Regions from separate parts of the Homo sapiens genome. Here region 2 is linked to region 1. The links are chromatin contacts, found by Hi-C in ENCODE. All regions are on one chromosome and are shown on one strand. Each heading gives the region's core, a stretch centred on a gene start or an enhancer-like site at or near the end of the contact. The rest is flanking DNA. Distances are from core to core; before and after follow the strand shown.

What was found. A loop is a pair of places that touch in the nucleus more often than their neighbours do. Pooled maps may share reads with other maps.
Region 2: a loop to region 1 is called in a pooled map, with 9 times the contacts of the local background. The contact joins the promoter of SLC35G2 here to the promoter of PPP2R3A in region 1. A Hi-C loop is called at or near these places in 4 of 50 pooled maps.

Annotation. Positions count from the first base shown.
Region 1 is chr3:135,963,252-135,969,750 of GRCh38, forward strand. PPP2R3A (protein phosphatase 2 regulatory subunit B''alpha) reads left to right here and starts at 2,477. Exons shown (of 14, transcript NM_002718.5): 1 at 2,477-2,598. RefSeq lists an enhancer at 2,051-2,869 and silencers at 2,314-2,543, 2,674-2,953.
Region 2 is chr3:136,815,813-136,822,125 of GRCh38, forward strand. SLC35G2 (solute carrier family 35 member G2) reads left to right here and starts at 3,314. Exons shown (of 2, transcript NM_025246.3): 1 at 3,314-3,816. RefSeq lists silencers at 3,339-3,398, 4,462-4,511.

The DNA of each region.
Region 1 (6,499 bases), core at 1,227-3,726:
TTATTACTTTAAAAGACAATTTAATGATTTTGTGGTTGTTTTTAAAAATAGACCTTATCATTTAGAGATGCATAGTGAAATATTTATGGATGAAATAATAATGCTCCATGTGATTTGCCTTAAAATAATCCAAGGAGGGAAAGAAAAGGTGAGGGTACAGATGGAACAAATTGGTCATGGGATAATTGTTGAAGCCAAGTAATGGGTGCATAGTAGTTAATTATATTATTCTGTCTCTGTTTTCAATATTTGATATTTTTATACTAAAAAAAATTTCAGATGTTTTCTTGTCTAATAAGACTTGCCCTACTCTCTTCCTATACCTCATAGAATTAATTGTGCTCATGACTGCTCCCCTACCGTCATGTAATTTAAACATTTATTTTCAAATCTTTCTCCCTTACTTGGCCATAAGCTCCTTGAGAACAAAGATTGACAGAGTTTCACTCTGATCACCCAGGCTGGAGTGCAATGGAGAGATCTCGGCTCACTGCAACCTCCACCTCCCGGGTTCAAGTGATTCTCCCGCCTCAGCCTTCTGAGTAGCTGGGATTACAGACGCGTGCCACCACGCCTGGCTAATTTTTGTATTTTTAGTAGAGATGGGTTTTCACCATGTTTACCAGGCTGGTCTCAAACTCCTGGCCTCAGGTGATCCACCCTCCTTGGCCTCCCAAAGTGCTGGGATTTCAAGCGTGAGCCACCACGCCCAGCCCCTGTATCTTCTTTATTTTATATCATTTGTATTCCTACCACCTAGTACAGTCTGAGTACTCAATACATTGTGGTGAATTGGCAACTCTCTAGCCCCAATTCACCATGGTCCTCATGACAGAGAGACTAACTCTATTGTATTGAATCAAATTTCCAGTCACGTATTGTGTCCTTTATACATTCAAGTTATAATGTGTATAAATGCATGGCAAAAGGGCCAAAGGAGCCCTAATGTAAAAACATTGGCAATAAAACTGTTGAGACAAACCAAGAATCCAGGTTGCCAGGGTCAGCAGTTTTAACATTGTTTTATGGTACATTGTGTACTTTTCCTTCTTACTGATATGCATTGCACTGTGACCTTTGCAGAGTCCTATCCTGCCCTGCATTTTTCACAGAGTTGCTCTCAGTCTCAAATAAGATACCATATGCATGTGAAAGGGCTTTTGAAATGGAAAAGCAGTAGAAAGTTGAAAGTAAAATGGTCTCTTTCTCTCTAGGGCATCAAGGCATCTCACAGAGCACACTTTAGCTACTGGGAGGATTGACCTTGGGTGAAATTTCAGTATGTAAAGCTTGTTTGGGGTTATCTTACATAATTTTTTCTTTCCTTGTGCTATACACACACACACACATATATGTGCATATATGTACAATGCACATATATACACACACACATATGGCACCTAGTATATGCTTGGTGCTATGCTAGGTGCTGGGGAGACAGTGAGAACAACCCAGGTGCCCAGGACCTGTCCTCACAGCCCACCTAATCCTTTTAAGTCTTTACATACCTCCCATCCCCCACCCCCATGCTCCTTACTCATGGTATTCAACCCAACTGATTGACTTATTTATTGTTATTTATATGCTTATATATTTATAGATTTATCATTTTATCAAGATTTTTACGAAGATACTCAATTGGAGGTTCCTAATTCTGGAGAAATTTCCATTTTACAAATATATTCTTGGAGAGGGCATGATTATGGACCTGTCACATTTGAGTACTGTGGCAGTTAGAAGGAGGGCAATTTTGGGAGGCCCTTCCAGGCTATGTCCTTCCAGCTATTAATGAGGTTCTGTTTCAGAGCAGACCATATTACACGGTGTTATTAATAAATCTGGCGAGTGGTTATAAGGGTGTGTGTATCGGAATAATCCATTAAGCTGTACATTGGTTTTATATGGCTGTCTATATTTGTGTTTTATTTAACAGTAACAGTTAACAATAACAGTTAAAAATAAGTATCACTTCTTTTAAAATTCACACAACTTCTTGGGCTGAGTGAAATGTGGCGCAGGTGCAGGACTGTGGGAAGACAGGAGCGCCAGGGAATGTCTGGCCAGCAGCGCGCTGCCCTCAAGGGGCCTCCTTGAAGGCCCCTTGAAGAGGGCAACACAACTAATGACGATAACAATAACAACGATGACAATATTGACGATGACAATAACAGTAATAAATCCGAGCAAGAGACTCGAATCTGTCAAACAGCAGCGACCACCACGAATCGCATCCCCGCGGCGCCGCCATACAGGAGACTGCCCTCGCCGAGGCCACAGCGGCTCTCGCGGCGCCCCTGGAGGCCCCCTTCCTGCCTTGGCCAGAGGGGCGGGGCGTAGGCTGGGGGCGGGGCCGGAGAGTGGGCGGGGCCTGGCGCGTGGGCGGGGCTCCGGGCGGGCCGGCCGCCGAGGGTGGGGCCGAGGAGGAGGAGGAGGAGGAGGAGAAGGAGGTAGGGGCCTGCGGGTGGCTGGGCGGGGCGCGCTCGGGCCTCCGCTCTTCACGCGCCGCATTCGTAGCCCGAGAGTCCGCGCCGCGGGGAGGCTTGGAGGCAAGCGCTGCCCGCGAGCTGAGCCGCCGGAGGAGGAGCCGCGGGCAACGAGGTAGGCAAAGGAACACTGGCCGCACGGCCTGGAGCCTTCAGCTCCCTCGTCCCGGCCCGAGGGGGTGGCGAGGCTCGGGGCGGCGCGCGGAGGCCGGGGCGGGCGGGGCCGGGACCTGGGGGCGGGGACCGGCCTGGCCAGAGGGGCCACACGGAGCTGATTGGGCTGTGGAAGTCGGAATTCCAGTCGGTGCGGTGCGGTGCGGTGCGTTGCCTCGGCGCGGCCGGCCGGTCCCGGGACACGGCACCAGGGAGGTGTGGAAATTGCCTGCCCCAGGGGCGCCCGCGGAGGAGGGTAGGCGGGGGCGGCCTGGGCCCTCCCACTTTTCAGGGCTCCTGGGCCAGTTCGCCCGCACAGCCCTCGGGAACTTGTTAACAGGAAAGCCTGGCAGAGAAACAAATGCCAGCGTTTTGGAAGAACTGAGAGTCACGTCGTTAGGCGCTGAGGCTTTCTTTTCCTTCCCCGCCCCCTGCCCAACCTCGGCCCGACTTGGCCAAAGAAGGATGTGTCACCAGCTCCGGGCCGCGGACGGGATTCCCGGCCCGCCAGGAGCCGGGGTACCTGAAACAAAGGTAAACGGAGGCCGGGCGGCCCCTGGTCCTGCACCGCGGCCGCGCTGGAGCGCCTCGGTGGGTCTCTCCCGCGCCGACCTGGCCGCCGCCGCCGCGGAGGGGCGTTCTCCTGGGGGACCTCTCGATGGAAACCAGCTGGCCGGGCTTGGAGTTGATGTTGCATCCGAACTCTGTTGTGCTCCCGTTATTCCCAGTCCTCCCACTCTGGTAAAGCTTAAGGAAATTTTATCCAGTCTTGGTGGTCAGCAAATGTAGGGGAAGACAAATTATTGTTTGTAAATTATAAGGTATTTTCTAATTAGGAAATGGCCTGAAAACATTAAATTCTTAACACGTAAGCAAAAAAAGAGTAATTCCTTCCAACATCTGAGGAAGTATTCCTCCTCAAATCTTCATTTATGTACAAAACATCCCCCACACCTTTGGTGCCAGGCATTTTTCTTTGTTCTTCCTTAGTCTCAGGCCTTAGTTTCTTGTAAACAGAACCCAGCGCCTAGACCCTAAGAATTGCCATACTAGGTCAGAGCATGGGCGTCCAGTTCAGTAGGCAGCCGGCTTGTGTTGTAGTAAAACTGTTGTTTTTTTTTCTTGGTGGTATGTTAAAAATTATCTCAGTTTCTTTCAGTAGTCCATGAAAGCCTTTTAAAAATTTTCTAAGCCACTGCTAATTTACACACACAATTTATTTACATTTATTGCATCCAAATGGCCCTTTTATCACCTCTGGCAGAAGAACTTAATGGCATGAGATACTTGTGGAAAAAAACTTAGATCTTTTATACAATCTAGGAGCTCAGAAATCTAGGAGATTTCTAGGAGAACGGGGAAACAGATCAAAAAGGTTTTTAAAAAACAAAGCTTTGGGAAAGTGTTACTGGGGCCAATCTGGCTGTTGAGTTCAAAAATAGCTTTATGCACTGACAACCTGAACATTGAGCAGTTAAAGATTTATTTGTACTCATAAGTATTTGCATATTTTAAAATGTAGCTTAACATTCTGGAGAGTGAAGGGCCTATCTGACTTTATCTTGGGCTGAATTAATTTGGCCTTAATGTTCAGCTGAAACCAGCTACTCTGAGAGAATGGAAGTTTTGTTTCAGCGAGAAAGGAAAAAAGGAAATGAATAATTTTGGAGTATAGGGTACTTGGGGGCACCTGTTCAAATCATAACTTTGCTTTTAAACTCTTCAGAGACTCCTCCTTGCTCCTGACAAACATAGTCCCCACTGATCTGGCCCCTGTTACCTTTCAAACACACAGCTGAAGCTTCACCTCTGCCCTGAAGCTTTGCTTGACACCCCCCATCCCCCAAAAAGAAAACAGATATTTAAAAATCACCACCCTCAGAAGTGCAATTGACAGCTCTTTTGAGTGTTATCGTCCTCTGAGTCAGAGTTTCTCATTTGTAGTTCTGTTGACATTTTAGGCCAGGTAATTTCTAGTTGTGGAGGGCTATCATGTGCAGCGTAGGATGTTTAGCAGCATTTCTAACCTTTACTGAGGAATAGATACCAGTAGCACTCCACACACACAGTTGTGAACATCAAAAATGCTTACAGACATCGCAAATGTCCCCCAGGAGGACCAAAATCACCCTTAGTTAAGAACCACTGTTGTGAGCAGACTGCTGCCTTAACACTAGTGACGCAGCATTGTCCTCATTTGCTTAGGTGTTTACTATACTAAGCTTGAGGGCGGGAACAGTTATTTATTTAACAGATTTCTGAAGGCCTGTTTTGCCAACTGGACACTAGATTAGGTATGGAAATAGATTAGTAAAAACAACTTTGCATGCCTGGACCTTATAGTCTAAGGAGGGTGACAGATGTATACATGCATAAATATACATTTATCTCATTACGATTGTGTTAATTTCTGGGAGAAGTACAGGCAGCTCTGAGTGCATAAAACAGATGTCCTGATGTAGTTTGGAAACTGGGGAAAGTTTCCATGGGGAAGTGACCTTTGAGGTGGACGGTGAAGGATTAACAGGAGTTACTAGGTGAAGCTCACGGGAACAATATTCCGGGCAGAAGGAACAGATGTGAATACCTTGAGGAAGAAAGGAACAGGGCCGCTTTTGGGAACCCAGAAGCCAGGAACACGGAGAGTGATGACACAAAATGAAGCTAGGAAAATAGGCAAAGGCTGTCCACTAAGCAGTGGTTCTCAGTCCAACACTCTCATCAGAACCACCAGAACTTAAGACCGACGCCTGGGCCCTCCTCCAAGCAAATCAGAGCATTTTTGGTGGGTTCTGCTCCCTCCCCCAGCTACCATTTTCCCTGTCTTCCAAAGGAATAACCACTGATACTAGTTTTGTATATCATTGTAGACATTTTTTGTGGGCATTCAAGGAAATGCATATCTTTCCTCTTACTGTTTTACACAAATGGTAGCATACTGTACACTCTGTTTTCTTAAAAATGTCTTGGGAATCTTTCCACTTCAGTATATAGTTTCCTTATTTTTTTGAATGACTGTACAGTATTTCACTGTATGGATATACCATAGATTATTTAACCATTCCCCCACTGACAGACATTTAGATTGTTTCCAGTAATTTACCGTAAACAGTGCTACGAATATGCTGTTTCATATGTGAATAAATATATTTATAGGGTAAATTCCTAGAAATGGAATTGTTGGGTGAAATAAACACACAAACACATATATTTACATAAGTATATATTTATGTAATGCGTGTATATGTGTATATATTTGTAATTATTTGTGATTATAAAATATTCTGGTCATATTAGAATGCTTTGGAAGGAAACAAGATTGAGTGTGGGAGACAGCTGCCCCTAATTAAGGTTACTGTGGATAACATAGGAGAGAAAAGGTGGTGGCTGAGAGAAAAGAATGGTCGTATTGGAGATGGAGAGAAGTACATATATTCATGAGATATATTTAGGAGGCGTAATTGATAGGATTTGGTGGTTGATATGGTACAAGGGTTGAGAGGGAGAAATGAGATCCTAAGATGACTCCCAGGGTTCTAGCTTGCCCAACCAGTGAATGGTGGTGGTGTTACCTGAAGTAAAGAACATTTAAGGATAAATAGTTTTGAGATGAGTTTAAATCACAGTTTACATTGGGACTGCTGAGATTTTCAAGTGAGAGGTCACATAAGCATTTGACAATTCTAATTCAGAGCCAAGAGCAGAGGGCTAAACTGGAGGCACGAATTTTTAGGTGTAAATTAAAGGCTGTGGATGAAATTATCTAGGGCAGTGGTTGCAAAGCAGTAGCCTACAGCTGAATCTGACTCACAGATGTTTTGCCCATACAGTGGTTTTGTTATTGTTTAATTTTGAATTAGTTG
Region 2 (6,313 bases), core at 2,064-4,563, 850 kb after region 1:
TTTTCTTTTTTCACCTGCCCATCACTATATGGTTTGTTCTGGTAAAAAGAATCTTGATTTTCTTTTGGAGGATGAACTCTCCCCTATTCTCTGTCTCTAGATTTTTTTTTTTTTTTTTTAGATGGAGTTTTGCTTTTGTTGCCCAGGCTGGAGTGCAATGGCATGATCTGGGCTCACTGCAACCTCCGCCTCCTGGGTTCAAGCGATTCTCATGCCTCTGCCTCCTGAGTAGCTGGGATTACAGGTATGTGGCACCACATCTGGCTAAATTTTTTTTTTTTTTGAGACGGAGTCTCGCTCTGTCATCCAGGCTGGAGTGCAGTGGTGTGATCTCGGCTCACTGCAAGCTCCACCTTCTGGGTTCACGCCGGTCTCCTGCCTCAGCCTCCTGAGTAGCTGGGACTACAGGCGCCCGCCACCATGCCTGGCTAATTTTTTTGGATTTTTTAGTAGAGATGGGGTTTCACCATGTTAGCCAGGATGGTCTCGATCTCTTGACCTCATGATCCGCCCGCCTTGGCCTCCCAAAGTGCTAGGATTACAGGCGTGAGGCACTGCACCCAGCCATAATTTTGTATTTTTAATAGAGACGGGTTTCTCCATGTTGGTCAGGCTGGTCTCGAACTCCTGACCTCAGGTGATCCGCCTGCCTTGGCCTCCCAAAGTGCTAGGATTACAGGCATGAGCTACTGCGCCTGGCCCTGTCTCTAGATTAAGGTATATGAGTTTGCTAATGAAACATAAGCTCAATATTTTATTGGAACTACTGGGAAATAAGTGCTCTGCTTCTTTTGGAATGGTTAGCTATAAAGATGATATAAGTTGAACACTGGGGAAAGGTGGGGAGGTGGCAAGAAATCACTATGTGAAAACAAACTCTTTGATGTCAACAAAGAGGAAAGGAGAGATCATGTCCTGATGTCAATGTTTGCATTCGTGAATCTAGTCATATCTGAAGTTACCTATCTATGGATTTTTCAGTTATTAAGCCAAATATACTCCTTTTCTTAAATCAGTCTGAGTTTAAGTTTTTGACACTTGTAAGGAAAAGCCCTATGTATCATAGCACAAAATAATTCCATTTATTAAACATCACAAAATGTCTAAAAATCCTCTTTCATATCTTTCTATACCTTGGTGTCACTCAGAATGTCAGCTGTGCTAAATCCCTAGTCTCACTCTCTCAAAACTCCCAGAAACCATCTCTCCTAGTCAGCTCATTCCAGGTCTTTTTTTCTTACTCCCTTACTCAAACTTTGCTGGTCGCCTTCCTTATCCCCACCCCATCCCACCTTCTCCAAAACAAAAAATCTGAGCCTTGCAGATCAGCCGAGCCTTCTGAGGCTCCTTTTGCTTCTTTACCTCTATTCCTTATTGAGATCAGCACAATTAATGCATGTCTGAACAACAAATGATCCTTTCTCTTTGGAAGGGTGAAAGTTTGGAAATATTTACATGTTAAATGTTCTGTTCTGGTCTCATTTGTATTCAGTACAAATAGTGTGTTTGCTTGGACATTAATTTTATTTGCAAATAGCTACAGCTGGGGGTCCCTTTGGGTAAGTCTTGCTAAGATACTGCATTGGTGGGTTTTTTGTTTATTTTGTTTTTGTTTTGTTTTTCAAGGGGATGGGGAAGGAATCAAAGTAGTCAAATCAGTTTGGTTGTTTTTACAAGCCCGAGAAATGGTCAAATTTTGGATTCAGACCAAGCACACCATAGTGTGCTAGAGGCAATTTAATGACTTCCTACCCTCTTGCCTTTTTCCCCCTCTTTGGGAACATTCTTGGATTTTCTACAGAAACAGCCAGAGGCTCTCAATTGACAATTGCCTCACTCAGCAGTTTCTTGTTAAGCACACTTGTCAGACACTGTTTCCAGGACTCTCTTAAGTGTCCTAAGAATATTGACTCATTCAAAAGCAGCCCAGCTGTAGTTGGGAGAGCACCAGCACTTGCTCTATAAAGATCTAGATTGTCTCTCTACCTCAAGAGGAATCCAAAATCCTGTTATGCTGGACTCTGAAATGATCCCCAGCCCTTTGGTGATCACACTGTTTATGAGCAGTCTGAATTCCATTCTTGGGTCTACCTAAACTAGCACCCTCGGGCTATGGGGCCCAGTGGGGAGACCACCTAGCATGCTGGCTGCCTGGAGCCCAGGGAACTGTCAAGATGGCTCTGGAAGACTTCTCGCCTTTTAAAAGCCCCGTATTTCTTTTACATATATTTTTGTCCTCATGAATTTTGCCAACCGCAATGGACTAAAATCTATTATAGCGTCCTGGAAAGGTGGGGAAAAGATGGGATAGTTGAGGAGAGTTTAATGAAGGGACTATTTAAAAAGGTGTGGATGGGGTTAAAGGAAACCTCTGGGCGTCATTACCCACTCCAGGCCTGAAGGGGCAAGGGTAGTTAGTGGTAACCAGAACCTGGAGAAAACTGCAGGAGAGGGCCACAGGATGGGAGTAATGGCTTTCAGATGAAGAACATAGCCACTGCTAACAGGGTGGCCCGCTGGGGATGCAGGGGAGGTCCTGAATCACATCCTGCCTTCTGATCTGCAGGTGCCTCCCACTTGCCAAAACCAATTGAAAGCCAGATTATAGTTGACGTAGCCCATAAAGGTCAGTCCTGAGTCACAGAGCAGAGTGGAGAGTGGGTCTGAAGGGACAGAGGAAAAACCAGCAAGCACCTCCTGTTTTTTCCCACAGCCAGCACCTTGGTTCAGCCCTTACCCTTTCTTGCCTGTCCCCTGGACCCATCAAATCCACTGCTTTTAATGACCAGTCTGTTTCCAAGAGGCTATATTCATTCCACTTGGGACTGGGGCATATGCACTTGGGTAGAAGAACCAGCTGTGCAGTGTCAAGACCCTTCCCTCAGAGACCTTATCAGTAAAATGGCGGGTGGACTCGGGGATGCCCGAAGACTTTTCCGGACCACGATTTTCCGATGCTGGACACATATTTAAACATGAAGGAATAGACTTGCGACTTTTAAGCGCAAACAATGGGTGGAAATGGACAGAAACTGCCTCCGTGCCCACTTGCAGCGGACTACGTAGCCCTGGCAGACAGGCAATTGCTTCAAACAAGCGCCCTCCAAGGGCGTAAGCTAGAGGGGCCCGGGCGGGCGCTTTCCCGTGGACCCTCCCACCTCGCGGGTAGAGGAAGTCCTTCAGTTCAGGCACAACCCTGAGCGTCCCCCGCAGTCTCCAACTCCGGCGCCAGTCAGGTTGTGGGGTGGGGGCGGCGGAGGGCGGAGAGCGCAGGCGCAGAGTCCGCGCGGCGGCGCCCCTCTCCCTCCGCAGTACTCCGGGCAGCGCCCGCCTCGATTTTCCCAGGCGAGGGCACGCCCGCGTCAGTCGCCTCCGGGGCACCTTCCTCGCCACGACACGCAGGTAACCGGGCCCCGGGAGCCGGTCGGCGGCGGCGGACTGGGACCTTGATCCTGCCTGCCCGGCCGCCCGACAAGGGAATGAGAGCGGACCCCGAACTCCACACACCCGCGTTTAGCCGCCACACCTAAGGGGCACAACAGTCTTTTTGGGTAAGGGCCGGGCTGGGGGCGACGCGCCCCGCCCGCTTTGCAGACTTCGGGGTGCTCTGCACGACGCCTGAAAGGCCGCGGGGCCCGCATTTCTCTGTGCTGCCCTCCTGGAGAACCGGGACACGGGGACGGGAGGGCCAGCATCGGCTACGGCCCGGTTTCCCGTTTCTTTCCGCTGTCGCGTGTCTGGGCCCTCCTGCAGCGTCCATGATGAAGGCCAGGGGCTGTTGCTTTCCTCTCGCCCAGTAGCCAACCCAAGCAAGGGGTGAGTCACTGTGGCGTCATATGGGATCAATTTCAAATACAAGTTTTAAAAAAGGCTGGATGATTTTAGAAATATGGCCAAGAATTTGTATTTTCCATTACTCTCTTGTCTCATGTCCATGACTCTTGAACGCCAGTCTGTGGGCGCTGAGATTTTCGTGGTACATCGACGGTTTGTAGACATCTTTTCCCAAGGGAAGACGAGGGCAAGGGTTAGTGGAGGAAGGGCCTCGTCACGGCCGAGAGTGGCGGAGAAGGCTCAGGGCAAGTCCGCACAGCCTCCAGCAGCCACGGGGAGGAAAAGGCGAATCTTTCCTCACAGTGCTCTGGGCGCTGTAGAATTTCTACGCCACGTGCACCCATTTGGCCTCATTTGAGAGGAGGAGAGGGAAGAAGGGTCGCGCGGGCCGGCAGGAAAGAGACTCGTGTTGCGGCGGATGAAGGCTCAGCGCGGACCTGCATCTCGGGCCAGGTTTTCTTTCACCCGGCTCCGCGAGGAGCGAGGCGGAAAGCTCGGGTCCGAGTGTTGATCGAGGACCTGGAGATAGTAACCCCCCACGTCCAGAGTGCTGGGGGTGGGTCCAGAGGGCTGGGGGTAGGTCCAGAGGGCTGGGGGTAGCTCCGGAGGAGCGATCTTCCTCCGCGGGAAAGGACTTGGCTCAGGCTTGCCTATGTCCGTGGTGCTGAAGTGCCTCGCGCGCCCTCGTCGACTGACTTCCTGGGCCGCGGCCTGCGTTGCCCTTCTACTCTGCACCTTTGCCAAAAATAGCCCATCTCCATGGCTGGTGGCCAGAGTGGAGCAGGCCCAACACTGAAACTCTTTTCAGACAAGTTGAGGCTGGTTTCCTGAACATAACCCGAAAGCAAATGTGGCTTGCCTTGGAGGTACAGATAAGCATATGCATAACAGATTTTATTACCTATGAGAAAGTACACACCATGAGCGTAAACAGGAATTCTCACATATACTTATGAAAGATACAGGTATGTGCATTTACGCACAAACCTAACACACATGCAAATACACTCATCCCTTTTGAAAACCATTACACACTACAAGCCACACATTTTTTAGAGCTTTTGTAATCCATCTTTATTTTTTGACACTTCTAGTAAATGTGAACTCTGCAGAGCCATTTATTTTCATAATCATCTGTTCCAAAGGCACAGAGCCTGTGGATTGAAGTGTTTGGTATTTGGCTGAGCAATTAAGTATTTATACTCATTTACATTCCAGAACAAAAGTCTAGGAAGATGTAAAATTGATATTGATACCAAAAAAATTCCTTAAAGAAAGCTTAAGGAAAATGAATTAATGTAAATTTTAATAAGAACAACATATAAATAATCATAGAAATTTATAATCTTAACATATGACTAAAATGTATCATAATGCAGACAATTTTAAATATATTGGTGGTATGTGGTTTGTGTGAAGTTCTTAAAGTTTACATTTGTATTTTTCAAAAACATTGGTATTGTTTTTTCCTTAAAAAATATATGCTCATTATAAGAATTTTAGGTAATAGAGAAATGCATAAACATAGAAAACCATTGTAAACAGATTTTCATTTAGATGAACATGCATACATTTTAAATGGACCAATCCTCTATTGGTTGCGTTTTTGCTATATAATTTATAATTAATGTCTTTCATCATAAAACTAGGTCATCATTATTAAGGGTTGCATAATATTGATCTGTGTGGATAGAATGTAAGTTTTTTAAACAATCCCATAATGAACATTTATGTCCAATTTTTTAGACTTAAAAAAATTATTGTGGAAAGAATATGTAACATGAGATCTATCCTCTGAACAAAAAAAAAATTTTTTTTTGAGACATTGTCTTGCTTGTTGCCCAGACTGGAGTGCAGTGACGTGCTCTCCGCTCACTGCAACCTCTGCCTCCCGGGTTCAAGGGATTCTCCTGCCTCAGCCTCTTGAGTAGCTGGCCACCGCACCCAGCTAGTTTTTATATTTTTAGTAGAGACAGGGTTTTACCATGTTGGCCAGGCTGGTCTTGAACTCCTGTCCTCAGGTTATCTGCCTGCCTTGGCTTCCCAAAGTGCCAGGATTACAGGCGTATGCCACTGCACCCGGGCCTGCCTTCTTAACAAAATTTTACGTGTATAATACATTATTGTTGATATGTATTGTTGATAGGTGCAATGCTGTATAGCAGATCTTTAGAGCTTATGCATCTTGCTTGACTGAGACTTTATGCCTGTTGATTAATAACTCCTGATTTTCCCCTGCCCTCCAGTCCCTGGAAACCACCATTCTACTCCTCGATTCTATGACTTTGACTACTTCATTTTTATTTCTATTTATATTAATTTTTAATTTTTGTTGGTACATAGGTATATATATATTTACGGGGTACATGAGATGTTTTGATATAGGGATGCAACATGTTTAATAATCATATCATGGTAAATGGGGTATCCATCCCCTTGAGCATTTATCCTTTGTTTTTATAAACAATCCAGCTGTACT